Linked DNA regions of Mus musculus: all the other regions are linked to region 1. The links are chromatin loops, found by intact Hi-C in ENCODE. Cell type or tissue: heart. All regions are shown on one strand. Each heading gives the region's core, and the rest is flanking DNA. Links, peaks and the distances in the headings are about the cores only. Region 1 holds the start of Gm16008 (predicted gene 16008). Region 2 holds the start of 9430015G10Rik (RIKEN cDNA 9430015G10 gene). Region 3 overlaps Ube2j2 (ubiquitin-conjugating enzyme E2J 2).

Region 1 (5,925 bases), core at 310-5,309:
CCTGCTGGAACTGAGCAGCTCCCACGATCAGTCTTAACTCCTTGAGCAAACAAGGGGAGCAAAGCCATTAATCTGCCCGGAATCACTGGGCTCATTAGGGACCAGAGCCCCAGCTTCTTAACAGCAGTAGGTGGGTAGAGAATGGTGCTGAGCACTGTCTGCCACAGGTGTGGCTGCTGGAGATGAACGCCAACCCTGCCCTGCATACCAACTGTGAAGTCCTGAAGGCAGTGATCCCCGGAGTGGTTATAGAGACCTTGGGTGAGCTCTGGGCAGCCCCACACCACAACTTTCCCATATGCATCCCCCCACCACCCCCAGTTCTGGGCACCCCGTCCTACTTGCCTCCAAGTTCAGACTCCACAAGTCTGGTTTTCTAGCGCTCCATAATCTGTATGGCAGCCAAGCCCTCTGCTCACACTTTGTCATTTCTCCCACCTACAGCCAGTCCCTCGTGAACCCCTCTCCTCCTCCCGTGTTTCTAGACATCCAGAGGTTGCTGGCCCCAAATTGCCCTCTCACCATTCACCTTGTCGCTCCCTTGCCTTCCCACAGACCTGGCGCTTGAGACCTGCCAAAAGAGCTTGCACAGTCAGAAGATGCTGCCTCTGCTGTCACAGCGTCGCTTTGTGCTCCTTTACAACGGGGAGACTACGGACTTGTGGCCGCGCTTGGCGAGCTCGCGCCCACTTAACCGCTTGCCTAACCCTCACCCTAACCCTAACCCTAACCCTCACCCTCACCCTCACCCTCACCCTAACCCTAACCCTCACCCTCACCCTCACCCTAACGCTAACCCTCACCCTCCCCGGCCCACCTGTGAAGCCGCATCCTCTGCGCTTTCCTCCGCACGGGCCGCTATCTCAGAACGGCCTGGTGCACGCAAGTCGATGCCCTCCAGGGGAGCTCCCGTGTGCACACCCCGCAAATCGCGGCTGTCTGACTCGAGCGGTAGCTCCATAGCGGAGTCTGAGCCCTCTCTCTGTTCTGGGTCCCTGGAAGGCAGCAGGGACACAGCCCGGGAACCCTCCCTGGGTCCGCCCGAGGAGGAGCGCGAGGAGGAACAGAGAAGTACGAGCCATCGAGGCTCCTAGCAGCCGCAGCATCCAGCGGCCCTGCACCTTGCTGTGCCCTCTCCGGGACCTATAAAAGCTACTTTGTGACAAACGCAACCTCTAGAAGCCCGTCCCGTCTGGGCGCCCCCCAGCCCTTCTGCCCCCGCTTCTCTATTTGCTCCGTGGTTGTCCTTAGAGGAAGGAGAGGGAAGCGTGCAGAATGGGAATGCGTCCTTCCGGTCCCACTGACCTCCTTTTCCTTCTCTGGGGCAGCCCAGCAAATCCTGGGTCCCCATGCTCTGTGTTTTTCATTCTGTATGATCCTCCTGAAACTCCATGGCCTTCATGACCTCTGCAACCTGGCACTGGGACCCACCCACTGTCCCATGGAGTCCTTAGGAAAGGTCTTGGATGCCCTTGGAACTCTGGAAGCCCCACCTTACCCCATTACTATTCTGGTTCATCCTTACCCTGCCCAACACCTTCCTTCTGGCCTTTCAGACACTTTGTGGAATAGCCAAAGCCGCCATTTCCCTATAAATGCCCTGGAACCTGTCAGGCATTAGAGGCACAAAGGAGCTGGCTGTGAGAGGGCAGTTCCCAGGGATGTCGACTCTTATTAGTGATTAGTGCATTCTCTAATGTTCGCGCTCCCAGTTAGCACGGGGTTTGAAAGGAGAGCACTGACCGTCTCAAACCTCTGAGGTGTCCACATCTTACACCAAAGCAGCCAGGACACTGTAAGTCCATCCAGCCAAACCCTGTCCTATAAAACTCCAAAGAGGACCAAAGAGGGCCAAAGAGGACCACCCACAGGTTTCCAGGTCCTTCCCAGCCTGAATCCTCTCTTGCATATATATCCAAGGTGGCAGATGCCTCTTCCTAACCCTTCTGACCTTTAGTTAGTCCTAAGCATCAAAGTGGGAGGAGTGCCAGACTAGTCCCTGTTCTTTTATTTATTTTTATATCTAATAACACTAAATGGCACTATATTCAGCCTCACCAGAAGAGGGCGTCAGATCTCATTATGGATGGTTGTGAGCCACCATGTGGTTGCTGGGATTTGAACTCAGAACCTTCGGAAGAGCAGTCAGTGCTCTTAACCACTGAGCCATCTCTCCAGGCCATCCCTGTTTTGTATTGGAGCAAAATCTCTCAGTGGATAAGGAAATCTTCCTGGCACAGTAGTCTCAACTGTGGCACGGTTTCTAAGCTACAACTGCCTGGCCACCACTAGAGGGCTCTGTCTACAGCCACTGCTCTGGCAAGGAACTGAGGCTACAAGAGGCAAAGTGAGGTCACAGAGGAAATGATCGTGGAGACCTTACTTTAGTTTGTGAACATCCCACGTTTCTCCACCCCCTCCACAACCCTTCTCCATTCAGACCGCCTGTCCCATGCCAGGTGTTTCAGTCTACTCTTCCAAGTCCAGTCTTCCTGTTGTGGCCTAGAGCATGAAGTGCAAGGTGACCAAGTTCAGTGTCTCCTATAACCGATTGTGGTTCCTCTTGGAAAGAGCCTGCCCCAGGCCTGTGAGTCTCTGGGTATCTGACGTCCACCGAGGCTAGGAAAATGAAGACTAGTCTCCCTAGGGCCTTGGGCTGTTAGTGAGGTCAGGGCAACATTTCTGCAGGCTTCCATGGTGCTACATAGCCATGCCCCTTGGAGACACCTGTCATTGGATTCTCAACTGTGCCACCTCCGAGTTCTATTTTCTATAGCCTCACAGTTCCTTGACCAAGTCAGAGCTGTGTCCCTTGATGGCATTACCAGTGTCATAAACATTTCTGGTCTCAGCTGCTACATGGAGCTGCAGCCCTGCCTCCCGCCCCCTCCCTCCCTCGGGGTGGTGGTAAGATGTCAGCAGAAGTGACAAAGCTCTCAGGAAGGAGATGCTTCCACTGCTGCTGTGGGGACACGGAGCCTCTACTAAGATCCTGATGTGATAAATGCCCATTGGCAGTAGCCTATCTGGTTCAAGCAGGGCCTCTGCCAGCCATGGGCTGTCCAAGGGCTTGGGCTACCTGCTACCCTTCATTCCTGGCAGCTGCAGAGCATGTCAATGAATAAACATTTCAGATCTGTTGCTGCTCACTCACCCCACAGGAGTAATGGCCCCATCTACTCTCTCCCAGGTCCCCAAGCCCTTAGCCTACACGTAAGTCTCCAGGAGCCCTGAGTTTAGGACAGCATAGAGCTCTAAGGAGTGAAAAGCTGTAGGGCATTTGAGCATCTAGCCACCTGGCATTCCTCCATTAGGAATACAACAATATGGCAGAACCAAGGCTTAGGAGCTGATAGTTGTATCAAGACTGGTCTGGCCTTACATTGTCACTGGGGTTGGTGATCCAAGGAGAATAGAGCTCCTGACAGCTTACTGTGCCTGCCAACCCTCCTCTCTCTCTCTCTCTCCTCCTCTCCTTGGAGGGAATCCTGTGGTCCTACCAGTAGAGTTGTCAAGAAGTTTCCTCCACCACAAGACACTGGGGAATTGAGCTGTTCACCCTCTCTCTCCTGTTGTCTCTGCAGCCAGCACAGACCTTTACAACACACACACACACTTAAGCCTGCCTTAGTCAGGGATCTGGCGTCTGCCTAAGGGACAGTCTCTGGGATGTGAGCCCAGCCCAGTACAGGGAAGACCTAGAGGTTTGTAGTGCCAGCTAGTCAGTGGGAGCATAGCTCAGCAGCCAGGGACAGTCATTACCCACCTACCCCTCAAGGTCTCTAGACAGCTGCCAGGAGCCTGGAGTTGGGGGAAGGGTTGCTGAGTTGTAAAAGGAAGAGGCATCTCATATGTCAGGCTGGGGCATGTTCCACATGAAGAATAAGAAGTGAGAGGGTGGAGGCTGGGCAGGAGCCACCAGCTGTGGCCGGAAGCATTTCTGGGAACTGAGATGGCCTCTGAGCCTTTATCTGAAACTGAACAAAACTTACAAAATCAAGGTGAAGGTGCGTGCGTGTGCGTGCGTGCGTGCGTGCGTGCGTGCGTGTGTGTGTGTGTGTGTGCGTGCATGCACGCGCGCGCTCGCTCTCGTGGTTTTCGGGAAGAACTGGAGAGCACCTACTGTGGGGTAGTGGTTTCTGGGAATTGCAGCAAGACTTTCCTCCTGCTGGACTAGGCCAAGCAGAGCTACAGGGTAGCAGCTTGTGTTCTCATGCTAATGTTGGCTGTGCCCCCCACCCCCACGTAGGACTAAAGGAAGCCTGTTCCCCGTTGGTTTTTTGACTGGTCAATAAAGTTACCGGTGGCCAATGGCTGGGCAGGGAGACAGAGGCGGGACCTTTAGGATCCCTGGGAAGGGACTGAGGAAGAAGAGGGGATTTGGCCAGGAGCAGAGGGTAGGAGACGGACCACCCTGGAAACATGGCATGTAGGTACAGGGGGAAAGTGGCCCCAGGGAGGGTTGCCCGGCAGGACCTAGGGCAGCAAAGGTGAAATATAGATTGTTAAGTATTAACGCATGAACGTTGGAGGGCTGTGTGTGTGTAAGCCATTTGGAGTTAGGGAGTGGCCTAGCCATTGACCTGCTTAGGGCACATTAAAAATAAGGCTGCGTGTGTATCTTTCTTTCTGGATTTTAGTGGGTGGTCAGAAGCACACAGGCACCCATCCGGGAGGGGCGTTTAGAACGGATTAACAACCTACTGCTACACTACACCTAGCTGTTGTGGTTGCCAGCCTATGCAGATGGGCAAGTACTTCAGGAGGAGGGTGCTGAAGTGGTCTCTGTTTGGATGGTAGGAGGTTTCTGCAGCAGAATATTTTCATCAGGTCCTGTTCCCTACATTCTAGCACCCCTGGATTTCACACTCCCCTTCTTGCCGTCACGGGCACTGTCCCTCAGCTACAGGCCCTCAGCCTCAGCCCTTGGGACCTGCACAGACCCTGCACAGCTCACAGTTCTTAGTGGAAATCCCCAGATCTAACTCACAGGCTGGCACGGCTCATCTCATGCCCCTGGGGTGGACGTGAGTGGAATGCAGGCTGCTGGCTTCAAGGCAAGGATACAGCAAAGACGACACCCCTCACCCCACCCTGCAGAATCCCCTGCCATCCCACTATCACACCCATCAGCCGCCCACAGGAGGGGTTTCCAGCACATACAGCCTGTGGGTATTTGCACACACGTCATCTGTTTGGGGATGTCCCACCTGTGGTGTTTCCAGTGTAACTGTCGACGGCTCAGCCAATCTAGAGGTGTGATGGGCAAGTTGGGAGACGCTCCCAGACCTTGCCTCCCTCTCCAGGCTGATTCTAGCCTTGTAGCTCGTATGTGACTCCTCACCCACCCAGTAGGGGACAGAAGAGGCAGTTGCAGGCAATGAGGGTGCTGATACATCTCTAAGGGGCTTCATGTGGCCCTGAGCAATTTGTATTCCGATCCCAATGTCGTCCACTTCCGTGGCAATTTTTTTCCACCTCCTCTTCTAGTCTCCCCCAGGAGCCTGTGTGTGGATGTGGCTGTTAGCATCAGAGGCTGCATGTCCACCCCACCTCACCCCAAGTCGCCCTTTACCTGCTATGAGGTAAGACAGTCGGCATTAAAGTGGGGGATGGGCTGAGGAAGTGTCCAGGTGTGCAGATGCCTCGAGTGTGCAGCTGAGATTCCTTCCTCCTGGCCTGCTACTCCCTGGACATCAAGCCAAGATGGCCTTATTGATTTTTGTTTCCTTTGAGATAGGGTCTCACTATGTAGCTGTGGCTCTCTTGGAGTTCACTGACCAGTGTGGCCTCAGACTTCGGAGATCTGAGTGCCTCTGCTTCCCAAGTGCTGGGATTACAGGTGTGCACTGGCTTGATGATGGTGGTGATGGTGGTGATGGTGGTGATGGTGATGATGGTGATGGTGATGGTGATGGTGATGAT
Region 2 (5,925 bases), core at 378-5,377, 77 kb before region 1:
TATAGGTAAATACCAAGGAATGTGTGTTGGATCAGAGAGGTTTAATTTGTCACTTTTAGTACCTCTTTACTTGCCCACCAGTGAAGCAGAAAGGCTCAAAGGTGCTGCATCCTCACCAATATCTGGTGATGTACTGGCGGGCACCTAGTGGTATCTTATGTTATCAGCATCCCCCTGACTAGTAACGGTTGGCATCTTTTCATGACATTAGTCACACGTGTGTCCTATTGAACTGTCTTTTCTCATCTTTTATGTGTTTTAATTGGGTTATCTTCCAATTAGATATGGCAGTTCTGTAACATGTACTTATTCGCTCTGTGTGTGCATGAGTATGCACATACATGCCACCAGACACATGCTATATAGCATGTATGTGGCCATCAGAGAACAGTCAGTTCTCTTCTTTTACCCTGCGGATTTCAGAGATCAAATTCAGGTTGTCAGCCTTGGCTGTAAACCCCTTTATCCACTGAGCCATGTCACTGGTTCAGCCATTCTGAATGTACTTTTTAAGTTTCTGATTATTTGTTTATGTCATATTTACACATCTGCTAAGACATGCATGGAGGTCAGAAGACGACTTGTGAGAGGCAGTTCTCTTCTTTCACTATGTGGGTCCTACACATACTTTCCTGTTGTGCGTGGTGTATACACGTGTTTAGAAGTGTGTGTACACCAGAAGTCAGCAGTGACTACTCTCCACCTTATTTTGTGTAGTGCATGTGTGCATGGGTTCACTTTCCCACGGCACGTGTGGTGCTCAGAGACAGGAGATGCATGTCTTCCTCTATCACTCTCCACCATTGTTTGTTTGTTTGTTTGTTTTGGAGACAGGTCTCTCTATAATCCTGGCTGTCCTAGAACTAGCTGTGAAGACCAGCTGGCCTTGAACTCACAGCGATTCCCCTGCCTCTGCTTCTCTGGTGCTGGAATTAGAGGTGGGTCATAGGATCTTTCACTGAACCCAGACCTCATCACCTTTGCTGGATGGTCAGCCTGCCCTGAGGAGTTGCTTGTTTTCCTTCTACTCAAACTGGGATGAGGGAGGTACGCCACCTGCTCTTTCAATAGGGACTGGGAATCTGAATTCAGGCTCTCATGCTTACACACGCATTTTACCCTCAGCCATCTACCCAGTCCCCATCCACTGTATTTTTTGAGACAGGCTCTTTCATTGAACCGGGAGCTCATTGATGCGGCTCAGCTGACCAATCAATGAGCTCAAGAACCCATCTGACTCCATTCCTCACATTAATGTGGGCACTGTGGCTACAAACTCATCCTCATACTTGTTCTGCAGGCACTTTTAACTGAGCTATCTTTGCCACACCTTTTTATTTTTTTGAATTAGGATCTCATTATGAAGGCCAACCTTGCCTGGAACTCACTGCATCACTATGTAGACCAGGTTGGTCTTCAACTCCTGCCCCTGCCTCCCAAAGTGCTAGGGTTACAAGCATGGGATTACAGACCACTGTGCATGTGTGTGCAGTCTTATGTATTTCAGGCTGGTCTCAAACTATGTAGTAGATGATGTCTTTCAAGCTGATTTTCTTTTGAGATAGATTCTCATCATTAGGTAGCTACACAAGGAGTAGCATTGTTGAATACCTGTTCTTACCCACTATCCTGGAGCCTGGAACTCAAGAGATTTGCCTGCCTCTGCCTCCGAGGTGCTGGGAATGTGTGCCACCATTGCCTGGTAGCAATGTTCTTTTAATGAGTTACCTTATAGATCCAAATTAACATGAACAAATGCAAGCCAGTTCCGAAAGGTTGTGACAGATGCTGCTAGTGGACAAAAGAGCTCACCTAAGATGAGTTAAACTCATCAAGATATGTGCTTGCTTTGTTTTGGGGAAGATTATTAAGGCCAGGATATGGAAGTCAAGAAAAGAAACTATTAGCCGAGTTACGGGGCCACATGCCTTTAATCCCAGCCTAGTCTACAGAATGAGTTCCAGGCCAACCTGTCTCAAAAAAAGAAAGAAAAGGAAGGGGGGATGGGGGGGGGTGGAGAAAGAAACTATCTGCATAATTCAGATCTGTAGTTCCTTCTACGAGCTTCTAAAAATAAAAACGGACTCAAATTATTGTCTAGCTCTTAACGTAGTTACCAAACTATGTTTGTAACCTGGCTCAACCTGGTGAAGCCAACCCATGACTTTCTTGCGGGATTTATTGTAGAGGAGAAGCAAAATGTGAGAAAGCCCCAGATTCAAATCCTGCCCCCACCCCACCTCGGCCACACACAGCACCACAAACCCACAAATTAAAAACAAAACAAAACAAACAAACAAACAAACAAAAAAAAACAGTTTTGCCTTCTTTGTACACTGCAGTGAGACTAAGAAAACCCAACAAGATTACGAGACAACGGCAGGGGTTACATGGCCAACCCCTTTCCCAAAACAATAAAAAAACAAAATACTGGGCTAAGTTCGACACCTTTACATTTAATGCGCCGAAACGCGGGAGGATGTGTAACTCGCTGATATAGTGGCTCTCACGGCAAAGTCCTCAAGAAGAGCACATCCCGCGGGAGGACCTCGCCCCCTTCACGACACCAACCCATCTCCCACGTCCTCCACCTCCGTGCAGCTCGCGGTCCATGTCCCCTGCAACCTCCCCGTCCCTCCATCCACCACGCTCCACTCCCGGCTCCGTCCGTACCGCCTCCTCACTGACAAGATGGCAGGCAGCGAGGGAGGCGCTGCCCCGCTAGGCCCTGCATTAGTCTCAGAGTCCCAGAGTCTGCGCTACCCGCGGCCTTTACGGCGTCGCTGCAGCCGCCACCTCCGCCAGAGCAGGGCCCTCACTCACCACTCGCCAGCCGAGCTCCTTTCGTACCGGCCGCCCTGCGCGCGCCCCGCGAGCGTCTCTGGGATTTGTAGTCTCTGGCCCGCCCCCGCCCAGGCCGTGGCGAGGGCAAAAAAACTACAACTCCTAGCGGCCCCTTCGCCCAAGTGCGTTTACCCAGGATTCCGTCCTGGCAGCGGGTTTGCGTTCCCAGCGCTGACTGGGAAATGTAGTCCAAGAGGACTTGAGCCTAGGGAGGGAAGGAAACGACTACATTCCCCAATAGTTCTAGGGGCGGCCAATCATCGTAGTCCTTGTTAGGTGGCCGGCCTTGGTTCTAAGCAAGGCTATGGAGTGTAACGTCCGCCTCGCTCCAAGAGGGTCACAAAAGAATTCAAAGCTGGAGCCGGGTGTCGGGGCGCACGCCTTTAATCCCAGCACTGGAAGGCAGAGACAGGCGGATTTCTGAGTTCGAGGCCAGCCTGGTCTACAAAGTGAGTGCCAGGGCTATATAGAGAAACCCTGTCTCAAAAAAAAAAAAAAAAGAATCAGAACTGCCAATCAAGGCTATGGTAGCCTTTGAAATATTTAACTGGCTATAGTTCGTGATTTGGCTAGCCCCATTTCAAGATGAAGACAAAGTTCAAATTCATTCTTTTGTAAAAATCGGGACTTTCTAATACATCTTTGGCGTGTCTGCTTAGGGAGCTGGACTCTGGTTCCTCCCAAATGGGAAGCCACACCCACTCTTAAGCCGAGCATGGTGCCTCTGGGGTCACCAAGTGGAATGCTTAGGAGGAGTCTTGTCTCTGGGCTGCCTGATCGCCCCGGCCTCTCACTTTGGAGGCCTCGGGTACTTAGGCTTCTTCACAGAAGCTAAAACTCCATGGACGCCCCACAGTAACACAAGGAGGAGGCACTGTACTTTTTTTTTTTTTAAAGATTTATTTATTATTATATGTAAGTACACTGTAGCTGTCCTCAGACACCCCAGAAGAGGGCGTCAGTTCTCATTATGGATGATTGTGAGTCACCATGTGGTTGCTGGGATTTGAACTCAGGACTTTCAGAAGAGCAGTCAGTGCTCTTACCCACTGAGCCATCTCACCAGCCCTGGCACTGTACTTTTTGAAAGCTTACATCTTCTCTGAAGTGAGGTAGAACCACTAGACCGCCCCTGGAAAAGAGCAAAACTGTGTGCACCAGGGCTCTGTTTTGAACAAAGATTAGAGAGTATCTGTCAGGCTTGGTCCTGTTTTTTTCACCCTGCTCTCTGCTAGGCCTTCCTCACTTCCTCATGACCTCAGTTTCTCTGATCTGGTAGAGCTGGTCAGACAACTCAGCATTCTTTGCACCACCGCGATTTACTCCTCTCTGGAATTCTACCCTAAGGCCCAGTGGATCTAAGAATAAAGCTGTGGTCTTTCTTGGCCAGCCGCAGTGACTACAGCAGCACGGGGGGGGGGGGGGGGGTGTGGGGGGGGGACTGTGGTAAAATGGACGAGATTCTTCCTAAATTAGTGACATCAGGACAGACAGGATTTCTGTCTGTGTTGCTTTTTTTGTACTTCCTCTGGGCTACCCCCAGGACCTCTAGTATTTCTGGCAAGTATTAGGAAAAGACAGATGACTTTGAAAGGGTTGTGTGTGTGTGTTCATCAGAGACTTGACATCCACGGAGCGTTGGTAGGCAGTGAGTATGAGGGAAGAGTCATACGCAGGACACTAGCACCTCTTCTTTCACTATAAATGCTTCTGCTAGGATGGAAAGGTGTCTGCGGGCTCAGGAACCCAAGAACCACACAGCTCTGAGAGGAAGCCTCCTCGCATTGCAGCTCCCAGGGGAGGGATCCCCAACTGAGCTGAGGAGCTCAGGACCCTCAACTTCTTAGCTTCTTTTCTTGGCTTCTTCCAATGACAGAGTAACTCCAGGCAGTGAATCTCACAAAGGCTATTTATTCAAGGGAAGAATCCAGGAAGAGGGACAAATCCAGGGACAGATGCCCTCTGCTCCCAGGAGTGAACATCAGGGAAATGGGCACAGGGCAGTGAAAATAAGAATTTTTGAGAGGGCGGAGCTTCTCAGGGCAGAGATGACCAGAGTGAGGATTTCAAGTCCTGAGCTTGGGAATCTCAAAGATTGGTAGACTTTCATGCTCAGGGGTTAGTGGGGTGTGTGTGTGTGTGTGTGTGTGTGTGTGTGTGTGTGTGTGTGTGTGTGTGTGAAGTTCAGGGATTGGTAGTTTTTTCCCGCTTGGGGATTTGTGGGTTTTCCACCCCCTTTTCCCTGCGTTGGGCCCAGGGTTGCCATCTCCGTGGAGCTGATAGCAGACCTATCCCCAGCCCATTTTGTAATATTACTGTAGTCAGTAGGTTTATTTGGCCTTGGAGGGTAAGGGTAGCCTTAAGGTTTTCTGAACCTCAAATCCCTATACACAGAATTCACCACTCTAACTCTTGCAAAGCGCTGTCTAATCCAGTTATAGTCAAGAGCACAAGATTTTAAGTTTCCTTGGTCATCTGAGTATAGACTTAAGATTGCTTCTTTATCGGCCAGCAGTCAGGAAAGCAGGGGCAGGAGTATCTCTTAGTTCGAGACCAGCCTGGTCTACAAAGCAAGTTCCAGGACAGGCAGGGTTATTATACAGAGAAACTCTGTCCCAAGGGAAAAAAATAAGCTTACCATGCTGAAAGCATCTTTGTCCAATCTATACATCCAGCTCTCTGAACAGATGAAAGAGTGTTCACGCTTTTAATTCTGAGCTATAGCTTTTGCTGTGACTTGAAGGCATGAATCTGTTGTTGTTGTTTTGTTTTGTTTTGTTTTTCTTTCTACAATGTGGATTTCAGTACAGATTACAATAGTGGTAATGCTAATGTGTCTAAAAATTTTATCTCTTAAAAAAAAAAATCTTTGGGGCTGGTGAGATGGCTCAGTGGGTAAGAGCACTCGACTGCTCTTCCGAAGGTTTGAAGTTCAAATCCCAGCAACCACATGGTGGCTCACAACTATCCTTAAAAAGATCTGACTCCCTCTTCTGGAATGTCTGAAGACAGCTACAGTGTACTTACATATAACAAATAAATGAATCTTTAAAAATATTTTTTAAAAAAATCTTTGGCTGC
Region 3 (5,925 bases), core at 512-5,511, 74 kb after region 1:
CAGGGCGGGGCGGGGCAGGGCGGGGCGGGACCCCTATGACCAGTGATTCTTTCACCCCTAAGGAGTTGGGAGGAGCTGGGCTGCGTCTCCCCAGCCCAGTCTCTGGTCTCCTCTCTGCAGGTTTCTATTTAGTTAAGCTGGCAGTGGGGGGTGGGAACTGTCAACTTTCTGTGGCATCTTTCATACCCACACCTCCAGGGAAGCGAATCCACGTGATTCCTTTCCTTTAGGAAGTTGTGTGCAAATCTCCCAGACTTTCCCCCACATACCTCCTTCAGACCCCACCCTAAAACACAAAAAAGGGCCCTGGGAAAAGTAGGGCATCTTTATTAGCTGGTTGCTTAGCCCTCCCAGCTAGGGATCCTCCTGTACTTACAAGAGACCTACCAGGCTCACCTCTGCGAAAAGGCACAACATGAAGAGGCTGGTGATCCTATCTTGACTCTTCAACAGACATAGGGCCAACTTCTATAGTCTGTAACTCCACTGTCAGCCCCCTAGGCCTGTCTTCTAAGAGGTTAGCACAGGCCCAGGCTACACTTCAAGGGGGAACTGGTCCCTGTACATCTCTGACCAATACAATTCCCCCCCCACACCCCCCCAGTCCTCGTGAGTGACAGTGTCAGGTCCCCAGAGAAAGGCCCTTCAAGATCAAAGTTGGGCTAGCTAAGGACAAGCCAAGCCAATGAGTACCTTGAGCTCAGTGATTACGAGGTAGTGGCCCTTGAGACTGGTCCAGGATTCCCAGTAGCCAGATAGCCTCCAACTGGTAAAAGCCGTGGCTACAAACAGCCAGGTGTGGTTCCAACTGCTCTATGAAGGGACTGGAGCTGCATCCCTAACACACGCTGGTTGGTCCCAGTAGGTATGGGTCCTGGTAAACAGAACGCAATGTTCTACAATAGTGGCCCTCAATTCTCACTCCAAAAAAGAGTGAAAGGTGACCAAGCAAGCCGTCCCAGCTCCAGGCCACACCCAGTCAGAGAAGCCTAACAAATCAAGCAGGGATAGAGCAGAACGTAAAGGGAAGTACCGTGCGTGCGTGCGTGTGTGTATCCATGTGTTATATATGCCAAGAAAGACAGCCTCTATGCCCCAAGTTCAAGTCTCAGGTTCGGGGAGGGCAAGTGCCTCAGCCCAGAGACCTCTTCAAAGATGCAGCACCCTGTTCCTTTGGTCCACTTATACCTCGGTGGCCTATCTGGAAGTGGGATTCCGCAGCTGTCTTTCAGGCAGTTTATAAGCAGGTAGGCTAGACTTACCCTGTCACAGAAATACCACAGTAGGCAGGGACCTCATGTTGTGGCTAGGGATGGACTCAAGTTTCCAGTTTTCCAGCTTCAATATCTCCCTGCCACAAACAACTTGGAAAATAACCAAGAGGATCCTACACTGGATCACAAATACCCTGACCAAAGTGGCCCCTAGGAGCATCTGCTATTGGCTCTCATCCAAGCCCTGGAGAAAACAGGAACCGGTGGCTCACTATAGATGCAAAGGCTACTCCGGCCTAAAATAATAGCACCTAGGAGGCAGACAGAGAATTAAAGTCCAGCCTGAGTTACATGAGGCCCTGTTTAAAAAAAAAAAAAATTCCTGAGAGAGCTTGACACCTTGACAGCACACCTGAAAGCTCTAGAACAAAAAGAAGCAAACACCAAGTGGAGAAGAGGCAGGAAACAATCAAACTCAGGGCTGTAATCAACCAAATAGAAACAAAAAGAACTGCACAAAGAATCAACAAAACCAGGAGCTGGTTCTTTGAGAAAATCAACAAGACAGATAAACCCTTAGCCAGACTAACCAGAGGGCACAAAGACAGTATCCAAACTAATAAAATCAGAAATGAAAAGGGACACATAACAATGAACTATATCTTAAAATAATTGTTTGTTGAAAATATTAAAATCATGTTCTACAAACAAAATGGAAATATTACTGATAATTTTTCTCACTGTGCTTGAAATTAGCATTTTCTTAATGTTTAACTTCGAAGAGTTTTCACTATTTTGAAATTTTAAAAATATACTTACTGATAAAATAATCTCTCCTAGAAACACTGATATTCTTTTTTAAGTAAACTTATAGTTAAGACAATGTACACAGATATATAAGGCATTTTTAATACTCTCTTACTATGCCAGGTGGTATAAGGGCTTTTGAATATATCTCTTAATGATTCAATTTTAATATTTTATGCTCTAATACTATGCTTAATTCCCAAAGAATATTTTGTATGTTTTGAAACAATTTAGTATTCAATATTAAATATAGGATCCTCAGTTATGGATAGTATTAAATGTTCATTAATGATATTTTTAGGATGAAAGGATATGAAAGTTGAACAAAATTTTTTATGTATTATTTGACTCTCAAAATACCCATTAATGTTTGATTATTAAATGCATTGAAATAAAAAATTTAAGGAAAAAAACTCCCAAAGACTATCTGAGAGCTCTTTTTCTCAGGGAAGAACAGAAGTGGCCAAGTGGGAAAGTTCCCTTCCAAGGTACCCCTTTCTTTGAATAACAACAGAATGTGAGCTTTAGGAGAGGTTTTCACCTCCTAAGGAAGAGCTAATAGAGGGCAGTCCTGGATGCCAACTGCCCCAGTCAGTGACCTCTCCCAAGACAAGTCAACAAGGCAGGCATGCTTGAGCCAATGGTTAAAAAGGCCACCTTTTATTCGGGGGTCAGAGCACGGAACACACAGTGGACACTCTAGGGTCCTGTAGCACTCAAAGCTGGGAGAAGTGTTGGGGCTAACCTGCCAAGCCGGCACAGCACTCTTCAGTCGTACACTAAGTGCGACACCTTGTGGCCAGAGAGCAGGCTGCTTTTTACTTCTACCCTAAGAACAAGCACTTCCTAAAATTTTCTTTCCTTCTGAGCTGTTAAGAGTTTGGTCCTGTGAAGGCTTGATGCCCCAGTGAAGGGCAGTAGGGTGGTGGGGCAGGACTGGGTGGGGGAGCACCCTCATGGAGGCAGGAGGATGGGATGGGGGTTCTTTGGAGAGAAAACCGGGAAGGGGGATAACAATTGAAATGTAAATAAACAAAATAACCAATTAAAAATTTTAAAAAAGGGCTGGTGAGATGGCTCAGTGGTTAAGAGTACTGACTGCTCTTCCAGAGGTCCTGAGTTCAAATCCCAGCAACCACATGGTGGTTCACAACCATCTGACACCCTCTTCTGAAGTGTCTGAAGACAGCTAGTGTACTTACATATAATAAAATAAATAAATCTTAAAAATTTTTTAAAATCAAAGTTGAGCTTTCAGTTGGGCAATGGAGGCCCACACCTTGAATCCTAGCTCTTGGGAGGCAAAGGCACGTGGATCTGAGATGAAGGACAGCTTGATTTATAGAGTGAGTTCTAGGACAGCTGGGGACACACAGAGAAACCCTGTCTTGAAATCCCTAAACTCCCATAAAGGCCATGCTGGGGCCAGGGGGCTGGGGGTGGTGCTGAGATTTCAGAGGACTAAATTCGATAATGTTCTGTCTTTCAAGAACTTCAGGAAACACCAATTTGGAATTGAGGTAATTTGCAACGGAGCACTCTGGGACCAGGGAAAAATTACCATCTACCAATAGTAGGAAGCACATGTCTGTAGGGCTCCACCCACCGAAGGCTGCACAGGTTGCACAGGCCCAACCAAGGGTTGTCAATCTACCTTTTGGCAGCTGCAACATTCCCTTCTCACAAGCCAGGCATTGCACTTGGTCACAGCCTACCAGGGAAGGGACATTAACACAGACATCGTGGAGTTCAGAGCAAAGGGGTAACTAAAGACCGTTTTAGGAGAGGACTACATGGTATATACATACTAGTTGTAAACCACAGAGCTGAATTACAGGTAATCATCACATGGGAGCACTTCAGCTTTACCATGGCCCCTGAAAGGAGGTGGGCTTAGAAGGCTTTTAGGAGCCCCTGGTGATGATTGATGCCCAACACAGACGATGTTAGCCTTCCCAAACAACTACTGCAGGTACATTAAGCAAAATCTCAAAGAGATGACATCCATAAGGGAGCTTGCCAGCTTACTGGTGGCCTGGTGACGTGTTCTGGGCAGTTTCCCTCTCCATGATCTGTAGAGAGCGACATCTTACATAGGTCACCCGGAAAGGATGGTGTAGCCTACCGTAAGATATGAAAGAACTTGGAGTGCACTGTCTGCCAACATAGGAGGGCCGGCTTCTGGCCAACTGGACATAAGGAACCAGGGTTACCAAGGCTCCTACTTCTCCATCACTCAAGGGAGCTGAAAGCAGAGGTACTAAGGTTGACAGCAGTACCTGGGCTACCCACAGTCCTTCACCACAGTCCTCAGCCACGGTTCTAAGTGCAGCACTTTGTGGTCAGAGAGCAAGCTGCTGCTTCTACCTTAACAGAAAGCAGAACCGGCACTTTGTGTGAGTCTTCTCTCACTCAGAAGCAATTTTACAATGAGATCAAATCAGTCCTCTCCTAGACCAGCCGGCCCACTTAGCCCCACCAGGAGGCTTTCAGCTCCTCCACTAAGAACACACACAGAGTATTTGATAGGCATTAAAGTTTTATATTTTAAGTGACCAAATCTAATAAAATGAAAAACAAAACAAAACAAAACCAACAAAACAGGTTTACTAAACAGGGTCAAAAGACAACACAGGAGATAAGCAGTAAAACCAGAGCGCGAGTGGCTCCGTCCAGTCAACCTCAAGAGGGAGTTGAGAACCACCAGTCTCCTCCAGATCACATTTTGGTTTTTGCTTTCTCTTTAAGGTTTGTAAAAAGTGAAGCCCGGGAGTCCGGCAGGCCACCCTGTGCCAGCACGTCCTTCACGCCGGCATCAAGCTCTGGCCCTGTGTCCCTCGGCAGCAACTGTAGGCTGTGGCTTGTGACCCTCACTCCTGTGCTATGCTTCTCAGCACGTACTTGACCGTGTAGGCGAAGGCTGCAAACCCAACTATAACAAACAAGTTCGCCAACGCGCCGCCCAGGAGTCCGTGATGCCTGTTGGCCTGTGGGAGCCCAGCGAGGTTGGGGCCAGCAGCGGGTGCGTGCCCATTGAGGAGCTGGATCCCATGCTGGCCACGGTGCAGCTCCCCATCAGGAACCACGTCTGGCAAAGGAAGATTCTGGGGCCTGTTACTTAGTTCATCTTGTGCTTTCTGTTTCTGTTTAATTTCCTGAGAGAAAAACAAAAAAACCCTCAGTTGTCTTAACCTGTCCATTTGGGAGCAGAACTCAAGTTTTTACAAGCTCAGATCTACCACCCAGAACACAGTTCCCCATGCCTCTGCATGAGCATAGCTTTGCATCCCATTTTACAGGTAAAGAAAGCAAGCAAGGTGTCAACATCATTCCTCTGTGCCCGAGTCGAGTAACGAGCTACCAAAAGCTACACCACCTTCCAGCCCACAGTACATGCCCAGCCCTTGCAGGAGGCAACTGATGCACCCCCTGGCTACTGGTGGCAGATCTCTTGAGGGATGGCCACTGATCAGCAAGCATGCCTCTGTGTGGACACTTGTGTATGTTCCTCAGAGTCTCTCCCACATCCCTAAGCTGTCTTTCCCGCACTATAGGGTCCTGGAGAAGAGCTAGCTCTGTCACCCAATAGTGTGTGCATCTGGAAGCATGACCAGTACTGAGCCTTCTACATCCTCCAGCAACAAGGAGGGCCTGCAATCCCACTACAACACCTACAGGAACACAGCAGTAAGCACACAAACACAGCTTCTCTTTGGAAACAATTATATCTGAAAGTGTTTTTAACATAAAGGAAGACAAAACTAAGTTCCCACTTTTGCCTTCTTACCTCCACAACTTCAGGAAATAATTCACAAAAGACTTTATCTTTTAAATTAAACACTAGACTCTGTGCTGCCAGCTGTTTTTTCTAGGAAGAAAGAGAAGGGAATTATCAGCCAAAAAG

What was found. Hi-C counts contacts between places; a loop is a spot of excess contacts. Peaks named below come from ENCODE experiments on the same cell type or tissue, not always from the same donor. Only the 100,000 strongest peaks of a DNase experiment are listed, where the experiment ranks them.
Region 2: a loop joins it to region 1, with 5 times the contacts of the local background. A loop is called at or near these places in 17 of 42 quality-filtered maps.
Region 3: a loop joins it to region 1, with 2.4 times the contacts of the local background. A loop is called at or near these places in 10 of 42 quality-filtered maps.

The regions. Positions count from the first base shown.
Region 1 is chr4:156,030,082-156,036,006 of GRCm38, reverse strand. It overlaps Ttll10 (tubulin tyrosine ligase-like family, member 10), which reads left to right. Exons shown (of 12, transcript NM_001368641.1): 11 at 168-261; 12 at 556-1,172. The coding sequence ends at 1,094. It overlaps Gm16008 (predicted gene 16008), which reads left to right and starts at 4,345. Exons shown (of 5, transcript NR_169176.1): 1 at 4,345-4,429. In heart, for the core only: CTCF peaks have their summits at 2,085 (motif pointing right) and 2,289 (motif pointing right); DNase peaks (open chromatin) are centred at 2,436, 3,896 and 4,296; H3K4me3 peaks cover 3,037 bases; H3K27ac peaks cover 2,077 bases; H3K27me3 peaks cover 1,643 bases.
Region 2 is chr4:156,106,922-156,112,846 of GRCm38, reverse strand. 9430015G10Rik (RIKEN cDNA 9430015G10 gene) reads right to left here and starts at 2,849. Exons shown (of 10, transcript NM_177205.1): 1 at 2,674-2,849. In heart, for the core only: CTCF peaks have their summits at 2,938 and 3,791 (motif pointing right); DNase peaks (open chromatin) are centred at 2,986 and 3,556; H3K4me3 peaks cover 2,195 bases; H3K27ac peaks cover 1,977 bases.
Region 3 is chr4:155,956,332-155,962,256 of GRCm38, reverse strand. Ube2j2 (ubiquitin-conjugating enzyme E2J 2) reads right to left here. Exons shown (of 8, transcript NM_021402.6): 7 at 5,809-5,889; 8 at 2,653-5,176. The coding sequence ends at 4,892. Among named protein-coding and RNA genes, the nearest start is that of C1qtnf12, 3.0 kb to the left of the region's middle. In heart, for the core only: a CTCF peak has its summit at 2,811 (motif pointing left); a DNase peak (open chromatin) is centred at 2,786.